Linked DNA regions of Homo sapiens: region 2 is linked to region 1. A link is an interaction called in ENCODE POLR2A ChIA-PET data of the cell type or tissue named here. Cell type or tissue: GM12878. All regions are shown on one strand. Links, peaks and the distances in the headings refer to the core of each region. The heading gives the core; the rest is flanking DNA. Region 1 overlaps GSK3B (glycogen synthase kinase 3 beta). Region 2 overlaps HGD (homogentisate 1,2-dioxygenase).

What was found. ChIA-PET counts read pairs that join two places held together with the same protein. Peaks named below come from ENCODE experiments on the same cell type or tissue, not always from the same donor. Only the 100,000 strongest peaks of a DNase experiment are listed, where the experiment ranks them.
Region 2: POLR2A ChIA-PET joins it to region 1 with 7 read pairs; 1 of 35 experiments calls an interaction of 5 or more read pairs at or near these places.

The regions. Positions count from the first base shown.
Region 1 is chr3:120,049,952-120,055,432 of GRCh38, forward strand. All of the region lies in intron 1 of GSK3B (glycogen synthase kinase 3 beta), which reads right to left. Among named protein-coding and RNA genes, the nearest start is that of MIR6529, 32 kb to the right of the region's middle. In GM12878, for the core only: no CTCF peak of the experiment used is centred there; a DNase peak (open chromatin) is centred at 2,520; H3K4me3 peaks cover 919 bases; H3K27ac peaks cover 1,300 bases.
Region 2 is chr3:120,647,029-120,652,314 of GRCh38, forward strand. It overlaps HGD (homogentisate 1,2-dioxygenase), which reads right to left. Exons shown (of 14, transcript NM_000187.4): 6 at 3,746-3,837; 7 at 849-883; 8 at 1-24. Among named protein-coding and RNA genes, the nearest start is that of HGD, 33 kb to the right of the region's middle. In GM12878, for the core only: no CTCF peak of the experiment used is centred there; a DNase peak (open chromatin) is centred at 3,093.

The DNA of each region.
Region 1 (5,481 bases), core at 180-5,179:
TGAGACTGGGTAATTTATAAAGAAAAGGTTTATTCACCTCACAGTTCTACAGGCTAGGAAATTTAAAGGGCATGGCCCTGGCTTCTGGTGAGGACTTTCATGCTACATCACAAAATGACAAAGAAGCTCAAAGGGGAAGTGGTCAGATGTGAAGACAAAAAATCTGGCGGCATCCTGGCTTTATAACAATCCATTATCTCAGAATTAACCCATTCCCATGAGAACTAATCTAGTACCACCAGAGCAAGAACTCACTCACTGCTACAAAAAGGTACAAAGCCATTCATGAGGGATCCACCCCCCATGAAACAAAACATCTCCCACCAGGCCTCATCTCTTAACACTGCCACATTGATGATCGAAACAAGTTTTAATGCTGAAAAACAAACCATATCTAAACCACAGAAGTTGCATTCTAATAAAACTTGATTTACAAAGACAGACGGCTAGCCGTATTTGGCTTTATGGGCTATAGTTTGCAAACCTCTGGTCTAGGCAGAGTGATAAGGTCCTAAACTAAAGTGAAGGCTCTAGTAAATGAAGAGGAATAGGTTCCAAAGATATTTAGGGGGTAGACTTGAAGAATGACTACTGGTGGAGAACTAGGTGTAAGGAGGAAACAACTTTGGTTCCTGGGAAGGAAGCCAGGGGCGTCTATGGATAATGGTGCCATTTACCAAGATAGAGAGGAAGAAGAAGAATATAGAGGTTTCATTCTGTTTAGGGGAGGAGAGAAGGTCAGGAGAGAAAATGAGTTCAGTTTTAACATGTTCAGTTTAAAGTAGCTGTGGAACATGTAGGTGGTAATTCCTGCAGGTCTAGGATTCTGAAAAGATCTGGGTTAGAGGACTAGATCTGGTCAAAGCAGTAGAATTAATATCTAGTTTTTCATAAACCAGATCACTAGGGTAGAAGGAAGGTAGGCAGAGTATGAACAAATGGCTGAGGTCAAAATATAAACACTTAAACGGGGTAGGTGGCTGGAGAGGTAGAGAAGTGCTCTGCAGGCAAGACTGAGGAAACAATCTGAGAGGCAGAAAAGCAGTTTGAGTGAAGTGTTATGGGTCACTGTAGCTAAATTAAACTACAGGATACAATCATTTTGAGAAGAAATCAGTGGGCCAAACACCAGGTCTAGTAGGGTCTAGGACACTCCAGATGCTGTCTATCAATTTCTTTTTTTTTTTTTTTAATGATGGAGAAAAAAATCAGTGGGCAAGCAAGAGAACAGGACGTTGGGACATAAAACTGAATAGGCTGGTTTACAAAAAAACAGATATTGAAAGAAAGTCAGAAAATTTTAATCAGATGAAAATAGGCAACAGGACAGTTTTCTTAACTAGAATGGGACATAGCTCAACTATTTAATTAGGTAACATAATCTGTACTATGTAGGGAAGCTGTAACACTGAAGGAAATAAAGATAAAATAGCTGTTAAAGATATAGCACAGCCACTCAGTAGACTGGATTTACTTTATCATGAATAAAGGTTTTTTAAAAGTACACAATTAATTATAAAAAGCACTATACTGGGTCAGGCGCGGTGGCTCACGCCTGCAATCCCAGCAATTTGGAAGGCTGAGGCGGGTGTATCACCTGAGGTCAGGACTTTGAGACCAGCCTGGCCAACATGGCAAAACCCCATCTCTACGAAAAATACAAAAATTAGCCAGGTGTGGTGGTGGGCATCTGTAATCCCAGCTACTCAGGAGGCTGAGGCACGAGAATCACTTGAACCCAAGAGGCGGAGGTCACAGTGAGCAGAGATCATGCCACTGCACTCCAGCCCGGGCGACAGAGTGAGACTCTATCTCAAAAAAAAAAAAAAAAGATATGAGTAATTTGGTATGACTGCAGATATGAAGAGACTTGCAAATAGGAAGTATTTTGAAAAAAGCAATGAAACCTTTAATAATTTGTTAAATCATTCCTGAATTTAACAACAAGGTCTTTTTACTAAACCAGCTATCAACAAAAGTAAAAACTGTTTTTGTGGCATTTAAAACCAGTGAAAATTCCTGTGTGGGTTTAGCAGCATTAAACTTTAAACACCATTAACACATCCTGAGAAATTCACAGAAGGAAAGAGTTCACTATTTTTAAACATACTAAATGTGCCTCTTCTTTATAAACGGGATCTGTGGGTGTTAGAGAAGTTCAATAAAGAGGGCTACCCCAGAAAACAGGATTTTCCATCCATTGATGTTTTACTATATAAAAAAGGTGCAAATTTTCAACAGGGCTCTAAAATGTTTAAAAGAATAGTACAATTTATTTGACAGAAGGAAGAAAATGACTAAATTGATGGTTGTCAAATGTCTTAGATAATTTCATTCTCTGTCTTTTAAGAGCACAAGTCTCATAAAAAGGTGAAAATAGGCTTTCTCAGACCAGGCACAAACCCTAACTTCCTGCCCTCCAAGTACTGCCATGGGTTAAATTACAGGTTACCGAGTAGTTCTGATACTAAGGCTGAAAGATTCATGAGCCTCACCAGGTTATGTTAATTTCCTGTCCTAAAATAGCTAGTCCACAGTAACCCCCAACGCACCCCAAGTAAAATATCCCATATGGTAATTCTAGGTTATTTTTTACCTCTCATTTTTAAACACATTAACCTTCCCTAAACCACTGTTAACAATCCATGGACCTACCTCAGAAAAATAAATCTACTTGTTTACATATGCTGCAAATTCTCATTACACTCTCAGACACATAAAATTTGCAATATGACTCTAGTTGACTCTATTCCCTTTTCAAATATAGTAACATCTTTCTAATCAAGAAGACTTCCAAAAACATCAAGCTTAGAAAATCAAAATCCTGGAGGCAGGGAGAAAATAATTATTAACAGCTGTTTACTGAGTAAGTACCTAGTTTGTACCAAGCTATGTTTTTCATGCATTACATCATTTAACCTCAATAGCCGTGTGAGATAGGTACTATTATTATCACCAACTTAAAGATGAAGAAAGCTCTTAGGTAAGTCATTTGTTCAAGGTCAGAGTTCGTAAGTGTTAGAGCTGGGATTCTAAAGCAGTCTAACTACAGAGCTCTACTATAGAGCTCTACATTCTAAGTAAAACAGCAGTAGAAAACTATAGGCCGGGCATGGTGCTCATGCCTGTAATCTCAGCACTTTGGGAGGCCGAGGTGGGTGGATCACCTGAGGTCAGGAGTTCGAGACCAGCCTGGCCAACATGGTGAAACCTCTTCTCTACTAAAAATACAAAAATTAGCCGGGTGTGTTGGCGGGAGCCTGTAATCCCAGCTACTCGGGAGGCTGAGGCAGAAGAATCACTCAAATCTGGGAGGCGGAAGTTGTGGTGAGCCCAGATCGCGCCACTACACTCCAGCCTGGGCGACAGAGTGAGACACTGGCTCAAAAGAAAAAGAAAACTACATCTATCACAGAGTACACTTTACAGATGTAATCCCCAGACCTTCCTTACAATCTAATGATTAAAATCAGTAATTTCATTCAAAGAACAATTCTAACAATTTGGTAATGTGGATTTCCCATTCACAGTTACTTAGCACATTTGTAGTAATAGGGACTACTATTGCTAGGACCAACCACATCAATGAGTTAGTGGGCAAAACACATGTGCACCCACAAGGAAAAGATAAAACTGGCTATTAAAAAGCTACTATATAATTACATTAAACGGCCCCTGAATGGTTTGGCTGTGTCCCACCCAAATCTCATTTTGAATTGTAGCTGCCAAAATTCCTACGTGTTGTGGGAGGGACCCACATTGTATCATGGGGCACATCTTTCCCATACTGTTCTTATGATAGTGAATAAGTCTTATGAGATCTGATGGTTTTATAAGGGGGAGTTTCCCTGCACAAGCTCTCTCTTTGCCTGCTGCCATCCATGTAAGCCGTGACTTGCTCCTCCTTGCTATCCACCATGATTGCGAGGCCTTCCAGTCACGTGGAACTGTGAGTCCATTAAACCTCTTTCCTGTATGAAGTATCCAGTCTCGCGTATGTCTTTATCAGCAGCATGAAAATGAACTAATACAGCCCTGAACTGTTGTATTTTAGAACAGGGCTGTTGCTATTAATATATTCTTTGATACCGGCAGTACAATAACTGATATTCATGGTAGCTGAAATATCATAAAGGTATCAAAAAAGATATTCAGCATTATCTAAAAAATACCTTAGAACAATTTTTACAAAAAGAGCAAACAAGAAGCATAAAAAACATTTCTCTAGAAAGTTCAAGATGATGGTATTTTATCCTTAGTTCAATCTCTCATTCCCTCCTCTCTCTCCTTCCCTAGAACATTAACACTTTCAAATCCCTGCTTGCTCACTTTTAACCTGTACTCCACCAGCTTCATAGGCAAACTTTTCAAACGGTAGTCAATACTCACTGTCTTCCACTTCCTCACCTCTATATCCTCCACTTCTCCAGCTTCTACACCCAACTTCCCAGTTTAGTTGCTTTTTCCAAAGTCATCAATGCCTTCTTATTCCTAAATCTAATAAACACTTTTCAGATTTTATTTGTCCTTTAGGCAGGATTTAACATTTCAGATCCCTCTCTCCCCTAACCTTTTTTCTTTAAACTGGTCACTTGCCTTCAACACAACCTGACCCTTTTTTCTTTTTTATGTTTTGCTTAATTTATTTCCCTCTGCCTGTCCCTCAATTATCAGAGGGTCTCTGACCATCTTCTCTTCTCCTACTAAAAATTCTCAAAGGATGATCTTAAGCATTTCCTTCACCTACTTATGCTACACTGCTCATCAGCTCATACAAGTCTCCTGATAGCTCTCCAAATGGCTTCCACAAATCTCCACCCTAGGCCCCTCAAACTAACATGCCCACAATTGAACTCATCTTGGAAAACAATAACACAGTGTCTTTGAAAGTGTAGCACATGTAATGAGTTTTGTTTTGTTGGAAGTAGGGCTTATTCCACATTTTGATAAACACTGGTATCCATCTGGTCTTCCCAGACAAATATCTGGGTGTCTTTCTTGACTCCTCCTTTCTCTCTCCTTTGGACTCAGACACCTAAAGAAATCATCAACTACTAAAGGAAGATTGTACAACCTTAATCTTTTCAAATCAATTCCCTTTCCTTCATTCCTCCCTCACTTCTTAACGATATCTTGCCTAGGCCCTCCCATAATATTCTTAATTGTTTGTGGCTATAATAATACTTATCACAGAACATGTGTATTTCTCTACCAACCTGCAAAGTTAGAAAAAAAAATGTGTCTTGTTCTTTTTATCTAACTGTATTTTGGAACACAGCTGTCAATAAAAGTCTAGTGAGTAAAGGGTCCCAAGAAGCTAAGCAACACATCAAAAAGAATATAATTTATTAACAATGGTGCAGGAATGTATGTATACTCAACTAGCATTTTTTCAATATTGAAATAACCTCCATAACCTGTGATATACTCCATCACAGTACAGCAATAATAGTATATCAATATCACTTTTCATATTCAAAG
Region 2 (5,286 bases), core at 1-5,000, 600 kb after region 1:
TGAGAAGGTTCCCTTTCTGCGGAACTGACAAAAAAAGACAGGGCAGTGGTGAGCAATTCTTTTGGTGTGATAACCATTTCATGAACAGGAAAGGCTTAAGGCTGCATTTGCTTTTCCATTCCAAATGCAAAGAGCTTTATTGAGTCTCTTGGGGAAAAAGATAAATTCTGACAACTTAGATTAGCTATTTTCCTATCTAGAAGAATGTGAATAAAACAATGACTCTGCTTTTTTGGTCACCAGGCAAGGAACTTGTATATGCACAATTTTGTGACATGGTCAAAAAGGGGTAGCAGAAATAGGATGGAAAATCACCCATTTCTGATAGTTCCAGTGAAAGGCTGACATTTGCTTGTGTGACATATACACGAAAATGTTGATTCCAAAATATTGATACTAAAAAACCATCAAGTATAATAGGCAGACCAGAACAATCTCTGATAGACTTTACATTTTAGATGGTCTCATGAAAATTTGAATTTAAATTGCAGTTACTAATGATAAATGGGCTTTTACTGAGAGAGTTTCAAGGCAAATACAGTTACCGTAATAAGTTAATCCCATTAGTATTAGTCTTCATTTCTTTTCAGCTGCCCAGGTCTCCCACATCAGAAAGGTCCAGAAGAGATGGGCAAAGACAGAGAGACAAGGAAATAGAGTAGGGGCTTTGAGGTACACTAGAAATCTTTTCCAGACCACCTGTGGCCTCTAGACCTCAGTCTCTGGATTGCACTAAATGAAATAAGACAGATTGGAGAATGAAGGAAAATAATGTGTATAAAATTAGAAAGCAGCTTGCGGTTAGGGGTCAATTAACAGTGAGGGGGTCTGAAGTCTTCAGAACTCACCAATCAAGAAGTCCCCATCTGAATTGTAAAAGCATCTGAAACATATAGAGTAATTCTTGTGATTTTCAGTTTTAACATTGTCTAGACAAATTACGTCATAACACAAATCATTGTTTAGTGCCTATGTAGCAAGCTCAGAGCTGGGTATAAAATGGGGAGCAAAATGACCCAGGCTCTGCCCTTGTGGAACTTAGAGTCTAGTGGGGAGTCAGAGAGCAATCAAATAATTACAGAACAATATCTTTGCAGACTGTAATGACCCTGTGAAAATCAAGTTTGAGGGAATGAAAGAATAGCGACTTGGTTAGTTTGAAGAATCAGCAAAGGCTTCTTCAAAGAAGGGACACATTTGACCGGATATCTGAAGGTGTTATCTAGGTGAGGGTTTGGAGAAAGGAAAGAATGTTCCAGGCAGAAGGAACAGCAAGTGCAAGTGCTTAGAAGGAGGGCACGCGGCAGCTTGAAAGAAGTGAATGAAGGCCAATGCGGCTCAAGTGGAGAGAGGGGAGGTGGCCTGATATGAGATTTGACCCAAAGAGAGGCCTCCAGAGCCTTGTCATAGGGCTGTGATCTTGTCCCTGATTCATGGCTCACAAGGTCGCTCAGCCAGGAAATGTAGAGTTGGGCTTTGGACACAAATGGTCCAGTTCCAGAGGTAGTGTATAATAAGGCAGGAATGCCATTTGCATACTTTGTTTTGCAAAGCCAGTATATAAGCTCCTCTACTTAAGAATTTTAAGCTTACACAGAGCTGTTAGCTGAAGCCAAAGTCGGGTAGCCTGCTACTAATGGGTGGTCCTAATGGAAACTCACACACTGTGACCTGGGACTCAAGAACAGCCCTGGGGAACCTTAGAAATTAAGGATATTCAAAGGCACATGTTCTCAGGATCTCCTGAGGGCTGGGTCATGGGTCACTGGTCACTCATATTTGGCTCAGAATACATCAATTCAAATATTTTACATATTAATAGTTTGACTATTTTTGTCAACAATAATTTGGCACCTGGACACATTGGGCCTCAGAGAAGACTCAGAACCCTGAAGGAGTTGCCTGAACTCAGAGCTAAGGTATCAGCAGGGACCTATTGAAAGCGCCTTCAACTTTGGGCTTCTCCTCTGATGGAACTGTTAAGTCCTCCTGAGCCCTGTTTGGTTGACAGTTCTTGATTTTTCCCTCCTAGGAAGCTCTTGTTTAGGTTCCTAATTCTAGTTCACAGGTCCATTCTAAAGGATTTCTCCATTGTCTTTTTCTTCTTTTTCTTTTTTTTTTTTTTTTTTTTTGAGATGGAGTCTCACACGGTTGTCCGGGCTGGAGTGCAATGGCATGATCTCGGTTCACTGCAACCTCCGCCTCCCGGGTTCAAGCAATTCTCCTTTTTCAGCCTCCTGAGTAGCTGGGATTACAGGCGCCCACCACCACGCCCGGCTAATTTTTTGTATTTTTTAGTAGAGATGGGGTTTCACTATGTTGGCTAGGCTGGTCTCGAGCTCCTGACCTCGTGATCCGCCCACCTCGGCCTCTCAAAGTACTGGGATTACAGGCGTGATCCACTGTGCCCGGCCTCCGTTGTCTTTTTCTAAAGACAACAAGAATGACTCCCTTTTGGGTACCCTGTTTGGTTTCCAGTTTGGAGGTGTATTCTAAATGGTCTACTCCATTGTTTTTTCTCCCCAAATTTAGCTCAGTTGGCTTGCCTGCGCATTCGTGTGACTGTCATTTTTGTGCATAAATGAGAGACTGAGCTCCTCAGCTCTGAAGAGAAAGGGCATTTTGTTCTTCCCAACTGAAAGGCACCCTGGGTGACTAGGGGCTGAGTTGCAGTGTCTGAGGGATTCATCCCCTGTGATGTGCAGTGGCGCTACAGGGAACCCCCCCAAAAATAGTTTTGTCCCGGAAATACATATAAGAGCTGATCACTTGGCATTTTGAGGCCTCTCAGAGGTGCTAGATCTCTGGAGAGAGAAACTGAGACAGGTAAGAGGGTGGAAACGACTCGGTGGTGAAACACTGTGGAGTCCTGCCTACATTCAGTACACCAATCCACCACCCACAAAACCCCTAGGTCACAGCTCAGTTCCTCCTTTTAAGAAAAAAAACGTGGGAAACAAATAATCTAAGAATGAGGAAAGACAAGGAGAAAGGTGCCTCTACTTGCAAGTGTTTGTGTAAAATGGAAAAGTTCAAGGGTATGCCAGAGTTTCTAGTACTCCAGCTGGTTACATATTACAGTCTGTTGTGCACATTTTAAACCAATGGGAAAATTGTATCATTCAGAGCCCAAAGGTCAACCTGCAACTACAGAGTTTCTAAGTTCTCTATTTCTCTGTTTTCTTTTCTGCCTGCTTTAAATCTGCTGTTACTTTTCTACTGAGATAAAAACCACAGTTTGGATCTAATGTACACCTTATATGTGTTGACTGATGTCTTATGCCTCCCTAAAATGTATAAAACCAAGCTGTAGCCCAATCACCTTGGGCACATGTTCTCAGGATCTCCTGATGGCTGTGTCGCAGGCCATTGGTCACTCATATTTGGCTCAGAAAAATCCTTGAAATATCAAACAACAACAAAAGCATATTTGGACTCAGACTTAAAGTCAAAATGCCTTTCGATCTACTCCTGCATTCCAGGGCTCCATCCTCCCTTTTCTGTTTACATTGTTATGTGATGTGCTTGTTTATATCACTGATGTTCAGTCAAGATAAATGCCTTTTGTCTCATTCATTATCATTGTCAATAAATATATATGAATATTGCCTTGAGGAGAAAACCAATAACAAAAACAACTATGTATGTGCATATGTGACTTCACAAGAGTGAAACCTGGAGTTTGACTTCTGGCCAAAATCCCTTAGAAGATGGGCATGTCCTTCCCTAGAACTGAGCCACTTACCTGTTCTCCATGGAGGTATTGCAGAGGAAAATGTGGATAGCAAGCCCATTGTTAGACTTTATGTCTCCAGCTCCACACAAGGTATGCAGGCCCTGGGAGAGACCCACAGAAGAGGGAAAGGTTAATGTGAACGGTGCCCAAGAGGCAGCCCTTCCACTGGTCCCTGAGGGTCATGAGGCACATTTCTACTAGGGTCTTCCCTTTGGGACCGGTGGGACGTTTGGAATCCAGGCAGCCTCTAAGGAGCCTGAATTTACTGACTCATGTTTGGTAGTTTGTGGTTTACCCTAGTCTCCAGCCATGGCCTAAATCTGGGTTGTCTTAGTGGCTATATCAGAAGAACTTACAGAGTATCAGTTCATTACTTGGTATTTTATCAATTTGATGCTTGACATCAACTGGAAGAAGAGATTCTGTTGGAGGTACCATCAGGCATCTAGGAGGCTTGGGGAGGAAGGTTGCAGCATCAGGGACCAGTTAATGCCTCTCAAGTACACTCCACTATGGGCAGCCCTCTGCTTATGGATAGGGTCAGCCTAATCTCTCTGGAACAGGGCAGAGGACTGTATTCAGATGGACTGTAATTCTCTCTGCTGTGTGACCAGATGATCCATAGTGCAAGAAACCTTAACACATGGGTCTTCTCAAAATAGCCCTCAGCCCCAAACCTGCAGATGGAGAGCCAAAAGGAGAGAGCTCTGCGCCTCCAGATATCTACAATTCACACAAGAAAGGAGATGGGGATATCATTTTGTATTTTAACTCAATTTGTAAGTTTAGGGTATATTTAAGTGAGTCTACAAAGAGTTTGGAGCACTTAATAAAGATGAGAACTTCAAGATGTTTCCAACAATTTATCCTATGGCTCGGCACTTGGAGTGTCCCTACGTAAGCCATGAGCTGAGGCTGGTCTGCAGAACCCTCCACTGGTCTCTTTGAGCCCCACTTCCTTAGAGCTCCTTTCTCCTCTCCCCCAGATACTCCTTGCTCTGTGCAGTTATTCCAGTACTCCTGGGACCTATAACTACCAAACAGAGCTTCCAATCAGCATTGTACTAACTAGAGTTGCCATGTTGAATTGACGCCATTCTAGCCCAAGCATCTACTTCAGGGAGATTTATGAACTTGGATGGGAAATATTTTATATTTACTTTTGCTAATCTCTGAGTGAAATTTATCATTTCTTTCAACTAATATGAATGTAGGCAAAAAACCACAGCAGTATTAGAGGTGCCTGTAACTTTATCAATGATAAAAATCATGGATATCACATTATAGTTGTTATAGATACCTCAAAGTATATTTATGCTCATACCAGAATTATTAGATGTTTTCCATAGATATTATGATTTAGCACATTAACAAGAAAGCACATGAATGACTATAAACCAAATCAAATTTGTTTTTAATAGTATTTTTATCGTTATATTTCAATATCATTAGCTTCTTTGTAATTTTATATAATTTATTTTATATATTTATAAACAAAGACATCATCAGACATCAGACATCAAAGTGAGAAAAAGGTTAAAAGCCCCCGT